Regions from separate parts of the Homo sapiens genome. Here region 1 is linked to region 2. The links are chromatin loops, found by intact Hi-C in ENCODE. Cell type or tissue: left ventricle myocardium inferior. All regions are shown on one strand.

Region 1 (8,000 bases), 53 kb before region 2:
CTATTTGATTCTTCTCTCTTTTCTTCTTTGTTAGTCTGGCTAGCAGTCTATCTATTTTGTTGATCTTTTCAAAAAAACTAGCTCCTGGATTCATTGATTTTTTTGAAGTGCTTTTCATGTTTTTATCTCCTTCAGTTCTGCTCTGATCATAGTTATTTCTTGTCTTCTGCTAGCTTTTGAATTTATTTACTCTTGCTTCTCCAGTTTTTTTAATTGTGATGTTAGGGTGTCGATTTTAGATCCTTCTCACTTTCTCCTGGGGGCATTTAGTGCTATAAATTTCCCTCTAAACACTGCTTTAGCTGTGTCCCAGAGATTCTGGTATGTTGTGTCTCTGTTTTCACTGGTTTCAAAGAACTTATTTATTTCTACCTTCATTTCGTTACTTACCCAGTAGTAATTCAGGAGCAGGTTGTTCAGTTTTCATGTAGTTGTGCGGTTTTGAGTGAGTTTCTTAATCCTGAGTTCTAATTTGATTGCACTGTGGTCTGAGAGATTGTTTGTTATGATTTCTGTTGTTTTGCATGTGGTAAGGAGTGTTTTGCTTCCAATTATGTGGTCATTAGAATAAGTGTGATGTGGTGCTGAGAAGAATGTATATTCTGTTGATTTGGGGTGGAGAGTTTTGTAGATGTCTATTAGGTCTGCTCAGTCCAGAGCTGAGTTCAAGTCCTGAATATCCTTGTTAATTTTCTGTCTCATTGATCTGTCTAATGTGGACAGCAGGGTGTTAAAGTCTCCCACTATTATTGTGTGAGAGTCTAAGTCTCTTTGTAGGTCTCTAAAAACTTGCTTTATGAATCAGGTTGCTTCTGTATTGGGTGCATGTATATTTAGGATAGTTAGCTCCTCTTGTTGCATCGGTCCCTTTACCATTACGTAATGCCCTTCTTTGTCTTTTTTGATCTTTGTTGGTTTAAATTCTGTTTTATCAGAGACTAGGATTGCAACCCCTGCTTTTTTTTTTCTTTCCATTTGATTGGTAAATATTCCTCCATCCCTTTATTTTGAGCCTATGTGTGTCTTTACACATGAGATGGGTCTCCTGAATACAGCACACCGATGGGTCTTGACTCTTCATGCAATCTGCCAGTCTGTGCCTTTTAATTGGGTCATTTAGCCCATTTACATTTAAGGTTAATATTGTTATGTGTAAATTTGATCCTGTCATTATGATGCTAGTTGGTTATTTTGCCCGTTAATTGATGCAGTTTCTTCATAGTGTTGTTGGTCTTTACAATTTGGTATGTTTTTGCAGTGCCTGGTACCAGTTTTTCCTTTCAATATTTAGGGCTTCCTTCAGGAGCTCTTGTAACCCAGGCCTGGTAGTGACAGAATCCCTCAACATTTATTTGTCTGTAAAGGATTTTATTTCTCCTTTGTTAATGAAGCTTCCTTTGGCTGGATATGAAATTCTGTGTTGAAAATTCTTTTTTTTTTAAGTGTTCAATATTGGCCCTCACTCTCTTCTGGCTTGCACAGTTTCTGTAGAGAGATCTGCTGTTAGTCTGATGGGCTTCCCTTTGTGGGTAACCTAGCCTTTCTCTCTGGCTGCCCTTAATATTTTTCCTTCATTTCAACCTTGGTAAATTTGACAATTATGTGTCTTGGGATTGTTCTTGAGGAGTATCTTTGTGGTGTTCTCTGTATTTCCTAATTTGAATGTTGGCCTGTCTTGCTAGGTTGGGGAAGTTCTCCTGGATGATATCCTGAAGTGTTTTCCAACTTGGTTCCATTATCCTCGTCTCTTTCAGGTACACCAATTAAACGTAGATTTGGTCTTTTCACATAATCCCATATTTCTTGGAGGCTTTGTTTGTTCCTTTGCATTCTTTTTTCTCTAATCTTGTCTTCACGCTTTATTTCATTAAGTTGATCTTCAATCTTTGATATCATTTCTTCCACTTGATCGATTCGGCTATTGATACTTGTGTATGCTTCATGAAGTTCTTGTGCTGTGTTTTTCAGCTCTATCAGGTCATTTATGTTCTTCTCTAAACTGGTTATTCTAGTTAGCAGTTCCTGTAACCTTTTATCAAGGTTCTTAGCTTCCTTGCATTGGGTTAGGACATGCTCCTTTAGCTTGGAGGAGTTTGTTGTTACCCACCTTCTGAAGTCTACCTCTGTCAGTCTGTCAAACTCATTCTGCATCCAGTTTTGTTTCCTTGCTGGTGGGGAGTTGTGATCCTTTGGAGGAGAAGAGGCATTGTGGTTTTTGGAATTTTCAGCATTTTTGTGCTGGTTTTTCCTCATCTTTGTGGATTTATCTACCTTTCATCTTTGATGTTGGTGACCTTTGGATGGGGTTTTTGCATGGGCATCCTTTCTGTGGATGTTGATGTTACTGATTTCTATTTGTTAGTTTTCCATCTAACAGTCAGACCCCTCTTCTGCAGGTCTGCTGGAGTTTGCCGGAGGTCCACTCCCGACCTTGTTTCCCTGATTAGCACCAGCAGAGGCTGCAGAACAGCAAATATTGCTGCCTGCTTCTTCCTCTGGAAGCTTTGTTCCAGAGGGTCGCCTGCCAGATGCCAGCTGGAACTCTCCTGTATGAGGTGTCTGTTGACCCCTGCTGGGAGGTATCTCCCAGTCAGGAGGCACGGGGGTCAGGGACCCAATTGAGGAGGCAATCTGTCCCTTAGCAGAGCTTGAGTGCTGTGCTGGGAGATCCGCTGCTCTCTTCAGAGCCAGCAGGCAGGAACATTTAAGTCTGCTGAAGCTGCGCCCACAGCCGCTCCTCCCGCCAGGTGCTCTGTCCCAAGGAGATGGGAGTTTTATCTGTAAGCTCCTGACTGGGGCTGGGGCTGCTGCCTTTCTTTTTTCTTTTTTTTTTTTTTGTTTTTTTTTTGAGACAGAGTCTCGCTGTGTTGCCCAGGCTGGAGCGCAGTCGCCCAATCTTAGCTCACTGCAACTTCTGCCTCCTGGGTTCAAGTGATTCTCCTCCCTCAGCCTCCTGAGTACCTGGGATTACAGGTGTGCACCACCATGCCCATCTAATTTTTGTATTTTTAATAGAGACGGGGTTTCACCGTGTTGGTCAGGTTGGTCTTGAACATCTGACCTTGTGATCCACCCACCTTGGCCTCCCAAAGTGCTGGAATTACAGGTGTGAGCCACCACACCTGGCCAGGCTGCTGCCTTTCTTTCAGAAATGCCCTGCCCAGAGAGGAGGAATCTAGAGAATCAGTCTGGCTAGAGCCACTTTGCTGTGCTGTGGTGGGCTCTACCCAGTTTGAACTTCCCAGCAGCTTTGTTTGAACTGTGAGGAGAAAACCACCTACTCAAGCCTCAGTAATGGCAGACGCCCCTCCCCGCCACCAAGCTCAAGTGTCCCAGGTTGACTTCAGACTGCTGTGCTGGCAGCAAGAATTTCAAACCAGTGGATCTTAGCTTGCTGGGCTCTGGGGGGGTGGGATCCGCTGAGCAAGAGCACTTGGCTCCCTGGCTTCAACCCCCTTTCCAGGGGAATGAACGGTTCTGTCTCACTGGTATTCCAGGGGCCACTGGGGTGCGAAAAAAAACTCCTGCAGCTAGCTCGGTGTCTGCCCAAATGGCCACCCAATTTTGTGCTTGAAACCTAGGTCCCTGGTGGAGAAGGCACCTGAGGGAATCTCCTGGTCTGTGGGTTGTGAAGACCACGGGAAAAGCATAGTAACTGGGCTGGATAGCACTGTTCCTCACAGCACCATCCCTCATGGCTTCCTTTGGCTAGGGGAAGGTGTTCCCTGACCCCTTGTGCTTCCTGGGTGAGGCGATGCCCCACCCTGCTTTGGCTCACCCTCCATGGGCTGCACCTGCTGTCCAACTAGTCCCAATGAGATGAGCCAGGTACCTCAGTTGGAAATGCAGAAATCACCCGCCTTCTTTGTTGGTCTTGTTGGGAGCTGCAGACCAGAGCTGTTCCTATTTGGCCATCTTGTCAGCCCTCCAGGTCAAGTTTAATCACACAAAACACCCCCATATATGCTTAGGAGAACTATAGCAAGTCCACGTCAGATGCTACTAAAATGGACTTAAAAGATCAGAAAGATTGCAACAATATTTATTTTTATTATTATTAAAAATACACATTTGTAGGATATTTGAAAACAGAGTAAAACAAAATGAAGAAAATTAAAATTACCCATAATTGTATCACATAGAGGTAACTGGTAATTTAGCTCACATCTGTCCAGTCATATATATTGCTTAATAGAATTGCATTCTTACTCAATACTTTTATTTTTCACATTATATCTTCTGAAGCTTTTTAAAGTTAATTAGCATTTTGTACTTTAATGAGAACAGCCAGTTCTTAACAATTCACACTAATAGATGAGAAAACATTCAATGGCATTAAAAAGTCAGAGCTCATTTGAAAAAAAACCCACTGGATTTGTTTTTGAGTTGTTTACATATTTGTTTATGGATGTAAGTGGTATCCTATTAATTTTAGTAATATTCTCTCTCTACACACACACACACACACACACACACACACACACACACACACACACACACACACAAAGCTCTGTGAAAGTTCATTCTTGGGGAATCTGGAAAACTGCCCAAACATTGTTTACTTTTTTCATTCAGGGCCACCTCAACTTGTTCCTAAACCCCTCTCAGCAACACATCTGAATAGACTGACCTTTGTCAGTTCTCTTCCTGGGTTATATTCAGCTTTATCTTTTATGTTTTCTGACATCTATTTGTGGGGATAACCAGAAAACCTGTGTATATGTGTAGTTGGTGGTATCTACTTTTGTGAAGAATACCTCATTTTTCATTAAATCATAACTCAGATATCACTTTTTCCTGGAAGCCTAGTAGACAGCAGGCATTTGAATGCTGGTTGAGTCAAACTGACCTGAATTAGTCAGCTCAGGCTGCCATAAAAACATACCGTATACCATGTGGCAGAAACAATACACATATATTTCTCTGGAGGCTGGAAGTCCAAGATCAAGGTGCCAACTGGTTAAGTTCCTGGTCAGGCTTCTTTCCCTGGCTTGCAGATGGCTGCCTTGTCCCTGTGTTCTCACATGGAGGAGACAGGGATCTCTCTCCTCTTAAAAGGCCACCATCATTTTGCATAAGGACTTCATTTGAACTTAACTACCTGCTAAAGACCCTGTGTCCAGATATAGTCACACAGGGGATCAGAGCTTTGACATGTGAGTTTTGGAAGGAGACCATTCAGTCCATAGCATGATCCATCATTTAAATGGTAAGATGCAATATACCTAATAGATTTGACCTGACTTTGATGCCATTTAATAGATTTGACTTGACTTTGTCTGATGGCAGTTAATAAAGCCACTTCTATTGAAGTAGGCAGTGCTGTGAGTATTATGACTTGGGGCCCCATGGACGTTTCCAGTCCTTTAAATATTGCCTCCATCCGCTGTGACAGAGCCTGAAATGTCTTCGTTGTGATTAAACTTGCAGTTTCTCCACTGATTTTCTGTAAAACTGAGGGAGTCTGGGGAATTAGCAAACATTAATCTTGTTCTTCAAGTTGTCGTTGGGATGTGTCAGCCCCACCTTTCTCTCAGGTATTGGCCAGGAGAGGGAAAAGCAGGGAACAGAGAGCAAACTTAAGCTATTTCCTACCTATTTGCCTACCACAACCTGGTGATGCCTGGCAAGATCCTTGTAGTTGAAAGATTTAATTCAGGAACAGCTTGGTGCATATCTACTGTGTGGTGAGACCTGTGCCAGACGCTATGGGGAATATCCAAGAAGAAGAGTCAGGCTTTTCATCTTTGAGAAATTTACAAATGTTAGGACAAGAGTTAGACACACGAGAGAGTTAAACAACTGAGTAAGAGAGGCAAAGCAGTGATAGAAAAGGCACCTGCCGTGGGACAGCCTGGCTTGAGCTGCAGTACCGTGTTTGATTAAGGGTGCGATACTTAGGTTCACAAAGGCCCAGTTTCCTCATCAGCAAAATGAGGGATCAATGCAGATTAGTGTAAGGACTTGAGTTAATTATACAAACAGCTCTTGGTGGCCTCTGGTAACTACTAACAGTTACCAATGAGTTCACATCATGTGAAAGCCATCCTTCATAATCTGAGGTAATGCAGGACAAAATAGATAAAAACTCATGGCACAGTTTGAAGTCCTGATAATTGTCATGAGCAAAAAGAGAGGACATTTGGGTTTTGGGGAAGAACACCTTAGAGAACAGGAGGCTTAAGACGGCTGCCCGTTAGTTAACTTACTCATTTAGTATGCACCTATGATGTATCAGCTTTTATAGCAAGTGCTAAAAACACAAAAATGAGCATAAGATTGTTTTGTCGCTAAGGTGCTCAAAGTTTAGTGGAGAAGGCAGTCTTGTAAACGAATAGGTAAAATAAGTGTTGAAGGATGGTAGAAGTAGCAACAAAGTTTTAACACACACACACACACACAAAACATGGAGGACTCTGGTGGTCTTTCATTCTACATCTTAATGGGAATATTGAGATGAGCGCTTCGCCAGAGCTCAGGTCTGAAAAATCCGGTAGAACATAAACTTCTAAAAATGTTCTGACTACTCATCCATAAAAAAAGAATGAATTAACGGCATTTGCAGCAACTTGAATGAGATTGGAGACTATTATTCTAAGTGAAGTAACTCAGGAATGGAAAACCAAAGGTTGTATGTTATCATACTTAAGTGGGAGCTAAGCTATCAGGATGCAAAGGCATAAGAATGACACAGTGGGCCTTGGGGACTCAGTAGGAAAGGGTGGGATGTGGGTGAGGGATAAAAGACTACAAATTGGGTGCAGTGTATACTGCTCGGGTGATGGGTGCCAAAGTTTCACAAATCACCACTACAGAATTTACTCATGTAGCCAAACACCACATGTTCCCCAATAACCTATGGAAACAAAAAACAAAACAAAAAAATGCTCTGCTCTGTTTTGTGAGGGGTCCAATGTCGGCCTTCAAGTGGCCTCAAAAATCAGAAATACAGACATGTGTGAAGCAACTTGATATAAGACAGCACAGGGTGGTGGGAGCCAGGGTGAGCTAGAGAACATACTCCTCTTAGAGGTGTTCAAGTTTTATAAAACATGACACTCCCCAAATGAAATACCCCTGAAGATCTGACTTGTCTTATCAGATGCCTGTTTTCAAATTCAAGTCACAGTGCCACCATGACTATCCCTAATTTATTCAGTGGTATATCAGGCATTAGCTATTCACTGAAAACTGGTAACCTTAATCACTGTTCCTTGAAGGAAATATTTTTACTCCCTGTTGTAAAGACTTTGAATAGTTATTCATACCCCCTTCTGTGAACATGAGAAAATTATACTTTCTCACCCTCTTTCAGTTAAGCAAAGCTACTAATTCCGGCCAATTATGAGTGCATTTAACTGCTAGTACAAGGCTGTACAACATTTGCTTTTGGGTCCACAGTGATTACAGAGGAGGCCTCATGTTGAGATGGCTGAGTCTAAAAACAGGCAACCTTGATCTTGTGTGCTTATTGGGAGGATAGTATTGGAGAGACAAATACGGTCACAGCAAACTGCATATATGGGACAGTTCACATTTTGAGATTACTTGTTACTGTAACACAGATTAGCCCGTCCTAACCAAAATGATCCCATAACAAATAACATTCAGATTGTCTAAGGCTAATGATGGAGATACAATTTCAATAGGGGTTAAGGCATTGGACTTCATAGTCCCATTTCACAATATTGACCAAGATTTACATTCTCCCTGGGGGTGGCTCTACAACTGATGGAATCACAATACTCTCGGTCTTGGGGGAATGCGCCATTGCCTCCTACCACTGGACACACAATTCTTCTCTTAACTTAAACTATATGGTCCTTAAGGGTAGAGCGCATATTTTAGCAGCTAAAAAGTTTTGAGCCCTGAAGTGGGCATGCCAAGTATGGTGTTAAGTGCTTTGCATAATTTTTATTTTAAATGCTCAGAGAAACCATAGAAGAGAAGTGTAATCATCCTTCATTTCATTGCTAAGGAAACTGGAGCTGAGGGAGTCT
Region 2 (8,000 bases):
GAAGATGGGAACTCTCCACTGATAGGTTTTTCATGACACTTATGTAGATTTTCAATTAAGTAGGCACAAGAGATTTTCAGTGTAGAAAAAGTATTTTATGATTCATGTGAACTAGACAAAGGACTGAGATCTTACGTGCGTGTAAGTCCAGGGCCATGTGACACACTTTGCAAATGTGGAAAGAACACAGCACTGGTAAACTTAGCTGTCGTCAAGTTGATATTCTAGATTATTTTCATTCTATAATGTTTTAAACCTTATTTTCTGTAGTAAACATATATTAACATTTATAAGGTGACCCACACACTACCGTTTTTAAAAAGATAGTGTTATTTTTAAAATAGACACCTCTTTGACCTATTTTTTTCTGTGTGACTTGAAATTTGGAGACAAATCAGGATTTCATCATGAAACATGTTTATTAGGGTGTCTGTAGAACAATGACATGGCTTGTTAGGATAAGATAAGAAACGTTTTTTCTTTTGATTGTTTTACTCTAAGGCAACACTGTTGTGTGCAAATATGAACACTTAAAGGAAATCATAGGGATCATGCAGTACAGAATTTTCAAAATTTGGGGAGTAGTTTTGTGGTAATCCATTTTCCAGAGGAAGTCTTATGGAAGCCTAATGTCTGAAAAATAAATAATAAAATTCGGCTTAGGCTCAGATGGGAATAAGTTTAGCGCCCCTGTGACCCCCATCAACTAAGGCTTCCCCTCTGTGGTTCCCCTCTGTGAAACCCACAAGAACATCCTTTACATTTAAGGCCTTCATATTACAGAGGAGGGATCAGAGACCCGTGGGGATTCCAGGGCTGGCCAGTGCCTAGACCGAGTCAATTCTTCTCAGCCCATTCCAGGCCCTCCTGCCATCCACAGCTCATTTCCACAACTAAATAGAGTTGCTCCTTCAAGCAAAGCCAATTAGGAAGTGTCTGGTGCATTTTCTTTCTTAATTATTTCCTTTACAATCATCACTGTGTCTAGATGTTTTCCTTGGATGACCCCCAATTTTCCAGCCAGACTTGCCCTGTCTGTTGCATCCTAGCACCGTGCCTGCTCCTGGCTTTGTTGGTGTCTCCTGGACTGGAAAAGCCTGTCCAGTGTCCCAAAACAGGGATTTGGTGACAAGAAGCCCCATTTTAATGGCTGTCTTTTGTTTGCTACAGGCCCTTTACTGGTCTTCTAGATGTTGTCACAGAGGGATTGATTCTTTTCAAGCAGACAGACCACATGCTATTTCTGTGCTGTAAATTTCCAAAGCTTCTTCCCTGTCCACCTCTCCAACCACACACTGGAACAAGAAGTGTGTTTGCAGCTATAATCAGCACACTTAAGTACTAGTTAAATTCAGAGTGAGTACAAAATCCGTACAGCTCCTGACTCTGAAAGAGGCTATAAAAATATTATAACATGGCTTCAAGCCCTCTGGGACCTTTAAAAATAAGGTGATCCCTCCTAACCCATTTAAAGCTTATTGGGGGTTCTAAAATAGCCCAGATTACATGTTAAGGGAGTTGTCTGATTCATAGAGGATTGTGTCAGACACCCAGGAGTCCTGGCTGCCGACTAGCAAATTCTTTTCTTGTTTCTGTTTTTTTTTCGGGGGGTGGGGGATAAGGTGCACAGTTATAGCCACTTACTTTCCTGTAAACTTCCTGAGGCTAGTCACCTTCGTCTGTACCCATGGCGTGTACCTGAAATGGTTGTGAAGTAGCCCAACAAGAGAGTCAGAGGTGCCTCCAGAAGAAGCAGCTTTCAGCTCCCTAATCTCATCTGTACACCACACATCTTTTTGGATGTCATTTCTGTAGGTTGTTGCATAGATCCCCATGACAGCCCTTTGAGTAGCAGGGCAGTTCTCACCAACCCAAATCACAGATGATGATACTGAGGCTTTATGGCACCATGGAATGGTCCAAGGTCTCATGAATTTAATTTGCAGTTGGGTCTTGAATCTGGGTCTCTTGGATCTTAGACCGAGATTTTTGTTTGCTTGGCTTACTGTTAATCTCAGGTCTGATGTTGGGATACCCTGTTCTAATCTAGTGGCATCCGGGGACGCTGCTCAGCTTCAATGTGAGAACAACTCTGCATGCTTCTGGGAGGCTTGGTGGTTTATAGTCCACTCCCTCATACATTATCTGATAAGCTTTCAGCAAATACATATGCTACAAAAAATATGCAGGGCACTTGCAAATTATTACTTATCTGCAGCAAAGTTCTGACTGCTTTCCTTGTCTCAGACTGTAGAAAATCATGTGAAAATGACAAGCATATTAAAATGCTCTCTGTTGAAAACTCCATCAGTAGTTCTCAGGGCATCAGGAGCAAAGTCTGGACTCTTCCTGAACGTGTGAGGAAGCTCCTGGCCTGGCTGCAGCCTCATTTACTCTTAGGCCCCCAGCACACTCCAACTGGAATGTGAGGAATAATTGGTGGCCCTGGACAGCCCTTTGGTGGCATGGTTTCTCACTGGCTGTTCCCTCCCCTTGGCCCAGTGTCTGCAGGAAGCTCTTCGTGAGAGCCCTTCTCGTTGAGAAACCCCTTCTCTGTCCCACGTGCTTGCCTCTGTTGAATCCTGTATCTGTCTGTCCTGCATGTAGGGCTTTACCCGCTACATGTGGGCTCTGAGCTCAGCGTAGAGGGCCTGGCATCTGCTCCGGTGTTGAGAGTGCTCAGAGGTCAGAAGGCACTTGGTAAATATTAGCTGAATGAAGGAACTGTATTTTAAAACAATTCCCTTTTGTGTTATATTTGTGCAAAAGTGTGTGCAAAGTGTGACTGGAAGAATGTGATTATGTGTGGGTAAGTGCTGGATGTTGTGCGTACTAAGAGGGAAACTGGTCTACCTGATGCCCACCTTGGCGTTGACCACATCAGGCTCAGAGAGCTCACTGCATAGAGGCTGCTGTGGGATTGGCAGGGAATGGGTACCCCGCATGGTTTATCTCTATTTCCTCCAAGCAACTCTGCACACTTTTGCATAGAGCTGACCCTCAACAAGTGCTTTTGGGATTGAATGACACTGTAATCTCTCTAAATACTTGGACTTTATGAGCCCTCTGGTTCTAGGCCTCTGCTGAGATCCTAGAGGACACTGAAAGGCATATTCTGAGAGCTACCTCTTTGCAAATGCTTTTATTTTAAGTAAAAGAAAATGTCCTTGTTTCCTCCTACCCCTTTTCCAATCTTAGCACTCTATATTGCCTTGCAGGGACTGTGGGCCATCACTAGCTCCCCGCCTCTCACCACTCAATCTCAACATGTCTGTTTTTTAGCAGCTTGGTGTGAGGCTCTTAGCTTTCCTTCTGGGGGCTGCAGCTGAGACTGCCTAATCTTGGATTTGCCCAGTTAGGCAACGACAGAATGGGGTGGGGGAGTCGGGATGGAGCTCCAGGGAAGCAGATGGATCGCCGGAGGGCTGCTGTCACATTGCATTGGAAGGTGACAGATGGAAGCACACAGTAGTCTGCAGCCAGGCTGTCATGCGCAGCCACCATGGGGCACCGGGCGTGCTGTCTCTTCCTGGAAGGTGGAACTTGATCACCACTCTGCCTGGCCTCAGCAGTCCCTTCTGCGGGGCTCTGCTCTGGGCTGGTGAAGGGACAGAAAGCAAAGTGGAGTGATTGAAGGACACAGTCCAGTAACTCAGCAGCCTGCCGTGCCAGAGACAGAACAGACACACGGACAAGGGCAAGCCTTCCTTGCTTTCCTCCCCGACACCCAGGTGACCACCCAGTTTGGGAGGAAAACAGAATATTGCATTTTAGGTAGAGCAGCTGATTAAAGTTCTCGGGCCAGATGTCTTAGTGATTCATGGTGCTCTCAGCATAGACCTTGAGCAATAACCCATGTGGCCCACTTTTTCGTTCTTGGTGGAGCGCTGGCTCCTTCTGGGAGTTACAAATGTTGGGCTGTGACTAGCACCTTGAGCTAACTCAGTAGCCTCTCTCCTATGTCACGGTGGGAGTGTGTGGGACGTTGAGGTACAAAGCTGAAGAAGGTTCAGTGTTCATGATTCTGGGGGACTGTCCACGTGACCGTAATCTATTTCCCAGAGGGTCCCAGGCTGGCTGCCTTCCCAATCAGACAGTTGCTTCTGTGCATCCCGCAGGAGGAGGCAGAGGAGGACATGGGCCTGGTGTCTCACCTGCAAGGTGGCAGTGGGGTAGGCTGTGCAGAGATCAAGGTTGGGAGTGGGCCCTGCTGAAAGGAGCTTGGACACTATTCCAAAGCTTCTCTTTTACCCAATGGCTCCCTAAAAGCTTCTCTTTTACCCAGTGACTCCCTAAATGGTGCATTAGATCATCTTGCAGGTGCAGCGTGGGCGTCCAGTTACTGCTCTCCGGGGCTTGCTCCCCTGATCACTCTCTTACTGCCCTCAGAGCACAGAACACGTGATGCTCCTGGCGAAGCACCTCATTGACTCATTCCAAATAAACTCCCTCAGTGAGAGGACAGGGCCTCTGCATCCCTGTGGCCAAGTCACAGCACTGGGGGTGAGGCTGGTGATCTGATACATCAGAAGCGCCCTGGCTTGTCTGCAACTCCAGGGAGTTCTGATCTCAGGGTCTCATGAAGCCTTGTAACTTTCACAACTTGTTCTCTCAGTGGGACATTGGGGTATGGCCAGGAGTCAGAGACTTTAAAAAGGAAGCAGAGGGATTGAAAGGCGGGATGGAAGTGAAAGTGGAGCATGGCTCATTGGTGTGATTATTTAATAGATTACTAGGAAAACAGGGATCATGATGTACAATTGCGTGTGCACATCCAGATAGGAGAGCTGCTGTTGGATGTCTTAGTTCATTTTCTGTCGCTGTAATAGAGTATCTGAGACTGGGTGATATAAAGAAAAGAAGTTTATTTCTCACAGTCCTGGAGGCTGGGAAGTCCGGGATCAGGTGACCTCATGGGGTGGGCTGTTGGTGAGGGGCCTCACGCGGCATCATAGCACAGCAGAAGGCATCACAGGATGAGGGGCACACGAAAGAAAACCAAAGTGGCTTCTATAACAGACTCACTCTCAGGGTAGCTGTTCTACTCCTATGATAACCCATTAATCTGTTCATCCATAACCGGTGAATGGATTAATCCGGTCATGAGGGCAGACGCCTTATGACCCAGTCATTTCTTAAAGATCACCACCCCCCCCATACTGTTTCATTGAGGATTAAGTTTCAGCATGAGTTCCAGAGGGAACCAACATTGAAACCATAGCACTGGAGCAGCAAGTGAAGTTCCCAATTCCCCTGGATTCCCCGGGACTTGTCTACTACCAAATAGGCACTTTGATCTCAGTCAAGGGGCTACCTGTCCCTGCCCTCATATGGAGATCATACAGTGCTGCTCCATGTTACTTCCTCTCTGTGGCCTGTATTCCGGAGACCCTCCAGCACTCACATTCTGTGATTCCAAGAGTTATAAATGAATGTCTTGCCCCTAGTATCCAGGAGGATATTTCATGGCAATGGAGACCACTGGAAAACTAAAGGGAAACATGGGTGGAGGAAAAGTAAACTGTGTTGTTCAGTGAAGCCCTAAAATCCTCTTCTTTTTCCTTATTTTCCCTCGGAGTAGACTAGGGACGATGTATATCATAGGCCCTTGTGCCTTTGGCATGGAATCTTCGCAACAGAGTGAAAACCTTTGAGGTTCCCAGATCAACTCTTAGAATCTGCCTTACTCACCTATTTTTTAAAAAATGAGCCCAGCTGAAGGTGGCTTCTGACATTTGAAAGGCATACCATGAAGGGACTTTGGCTTTTGTTAGAGAACTTGAGTCGGGGTGAGTCCACCTGGGCCCCTGGATGATACTCTTTTAAAAAGGCAATGAGAGTGGCCAAGGTTGTGTTCTGGAAAGTGATGGTCACAACACACAACCGGGGAAGTATAACACCATCTTGAATTGAAGGAGAAATTAATCACGACTCGGAAGTATTGGTGTGTAGAGAGAAGGATACTCAGGTGGAAGAGCACTGACCTGCTCTCTGCGTAGATCAGGCATGTATTTCATCTCACCGTGAGGGGAGGAAGTCATGCCAGGTAAATCTCAAGGCGCTTCCACACCTGAAATGTTCCTGGCAAATACATGGGTTCCCCGGTGTGGAGGTATGAGAGTTCTTTTCTCCTTCACCGCAGACAGGCAGGTCTGTGGCAGTTTCAGGCTCTCTGCTGGATTCACACTCATAAGTGGTTTGTTTACTTCCTTCAGCATGAAGGAAGAGCTGAAGAAAGTGCTGGCATGCGCTTACTTTTGAAATTGGCAGTGAAGTGATTGTATGAAGTCATTGGTCAGCATAATGCCAATTTCAATTGTGTGTGCGTGTGTGTGTACGTGTGTGTGTTTGGTAGTGAAGAAAGCTTTCAGAAAAATCTGCTTTGCTATTTGAAATGCAACGTGGTCCTCTGGATGTCTTTCTTGTACTTACATGGTTTTTTTTTTCTGTATGGCTTTTAGTGTAATTTCTCTTTAAAACATAATAATTTAGCAATTAGAAAAGGAATAATGCATGCTTTTCTTTTTTTAAGTCTGATGTTAAATCAGTCCATGGGTTTCTGGTTACTTCTTACTGCATCACAGAAAGGTCTATTGCTTCATAGGCATTTAACATGTTGCGATTATCTTTATGATAATAAATCTTTATGATGATAATGATTATGTGCTACGACAATATGACCAGGAAAAAAAATTATTTTCTGAGGGGTGGAGGCGTTTTATTTTCCAGATTGAATTCCTATAAAGGTACATTTTTTTTTTCCCTCTTAGAATGTGAACTACTCTTTTACAGACCTGCACTGAGTGCCTTCTGTGTCCAGGGCACTGTGAGTGGAGTCCCTGCGATCCAGAGTATTTGATACAGATCCAGCCTTAGGAGATAGTAATGTATTTGGAGAGATGAGACATGCATGCATCCTAAGGACATAATTTATATTTTATTTCAAGAGCAAGAGAACACTAAGAGAGGAAAGCTCCGATGCAAGGATCTTGCTGTGGATGACATCCTTGAGGCCATGCCTTCATGTCTGGCACATGACTTTGAATACCCATCCCTCTTTTGTCCTTCTGCCTAGAATTTCTTTCACTCATAACAACATCACTCCAACCTTAAAGCCCAGCATGAATACCCCTTCTTCCATGAAGTATTCCTGACTTGGCCACCTGGAAATGCTGTGTTTTCTTGGAATTCCTAGGCAGTGTGTGGTATTGTGGAAGTAGTATTAGCTACAGTGTTTGATTGGCATTTGAAAATCTCTCTCTCATTTACTAAATACATGTGAAATTGAAACAGCCTCGTTGTCTGGGGTAATATCTGAGGTTTGTTGTTTCATGGCCAGGGAGAACAAGGACACGGACATACGAAGAGTGAGGTTGACAGTGGAAGTTTAATAGGTGAAAGAAAGAGAATAGCTCTCCGCTACAGAGAGCGGTCCTGGAAAAATGCGTTGTGGGATCCACGGTGAAATGCAGGGGGTTTTATAGATAAGCTGGTGGGGAATGATACCTGGTCTACATAGGGAGCTAAAGACTGGTTATGCCAGGTGTGCCATTTGCATAGGGCACAAATCTCTGGTAGCCCCCACCCTAATGATTTATTATGCAGGCGGGTTCTCTGCCTGAGCTCCACCATGTTGCCCTTTTATTTATTACTGTACACGTGGTAACAGAAAAGGGAAGATGGAGCCTCCATGTTGGACATGCCCGGCCCCCAGGTCACCCTTTTCTATGGTGCAGCTGCTGGCATCCCCCATAGAAGTTTCTGGCTTCCTTATTTATGTTTGCAGCTCCATTTCTCAGGCTGTTCTTTGTTACAAGAGAAATGATTTTGGGAGGTTGCTTTTTGTTAGAAGGGAAGCTCTGCCGAGGACTCTTTTTGATCTCATAATTTCTTTCTACCTCCCATATCAAAACTTTGTGCTATTTAGCCTTCTGACTGAACACTGGTTTCCTCATCTGTGAAGCCAATATCTCATCAGATTATGGATAAATTCACCGAAA

Evidence for each region. A loop is a pair of places that touch in the nucleus more often than their neighbours do. Peaks named below come from ENCODE experiments on the same cell type or tissue, not always from the same donor. Only the 100,000 strongest peaks of a DNase experiment are listed, where the experiment ranks them.
Region 1: a loop joins it to region 2, with 1.9 times the contacts of the local background. A loop is called at or near these places in 17 of 110 quality-filtered maps.

Annotation. Positions count from the first base shown.
Region 1 is chr2:6,901,692-6,909,691 of GRCh38, forward strand. No RefSeq gene overlaps it. Among named protein-coding and RNA genes, the nearest start is that of RNF144A, 12 kb to the right of the region's middle. In left ventricle myocardium inferior, no CTCF peak of the experiment used is centred here; no DNase peak of the experiment used is centred here.
Region 2 is chr2:6,954,642-6,962,641 of GRCh38, forward strand. The region is part of intron 2 of RNF144A (ring finger protein 144A); the gene reads left to right. Among named protein-coding and RNA genes, the nearest start is that of GRASLND, 40 kb to the left of the region's middle. RefSeq lists a silencer at 6,117-6,411. In left ventricle myocardium inferior, no CTCF peak of the experiment used is centred here; DNase peaks (open chromatin) are centred at 3,506 and 4,418; H3K27ac peaks cover 5,753 bases.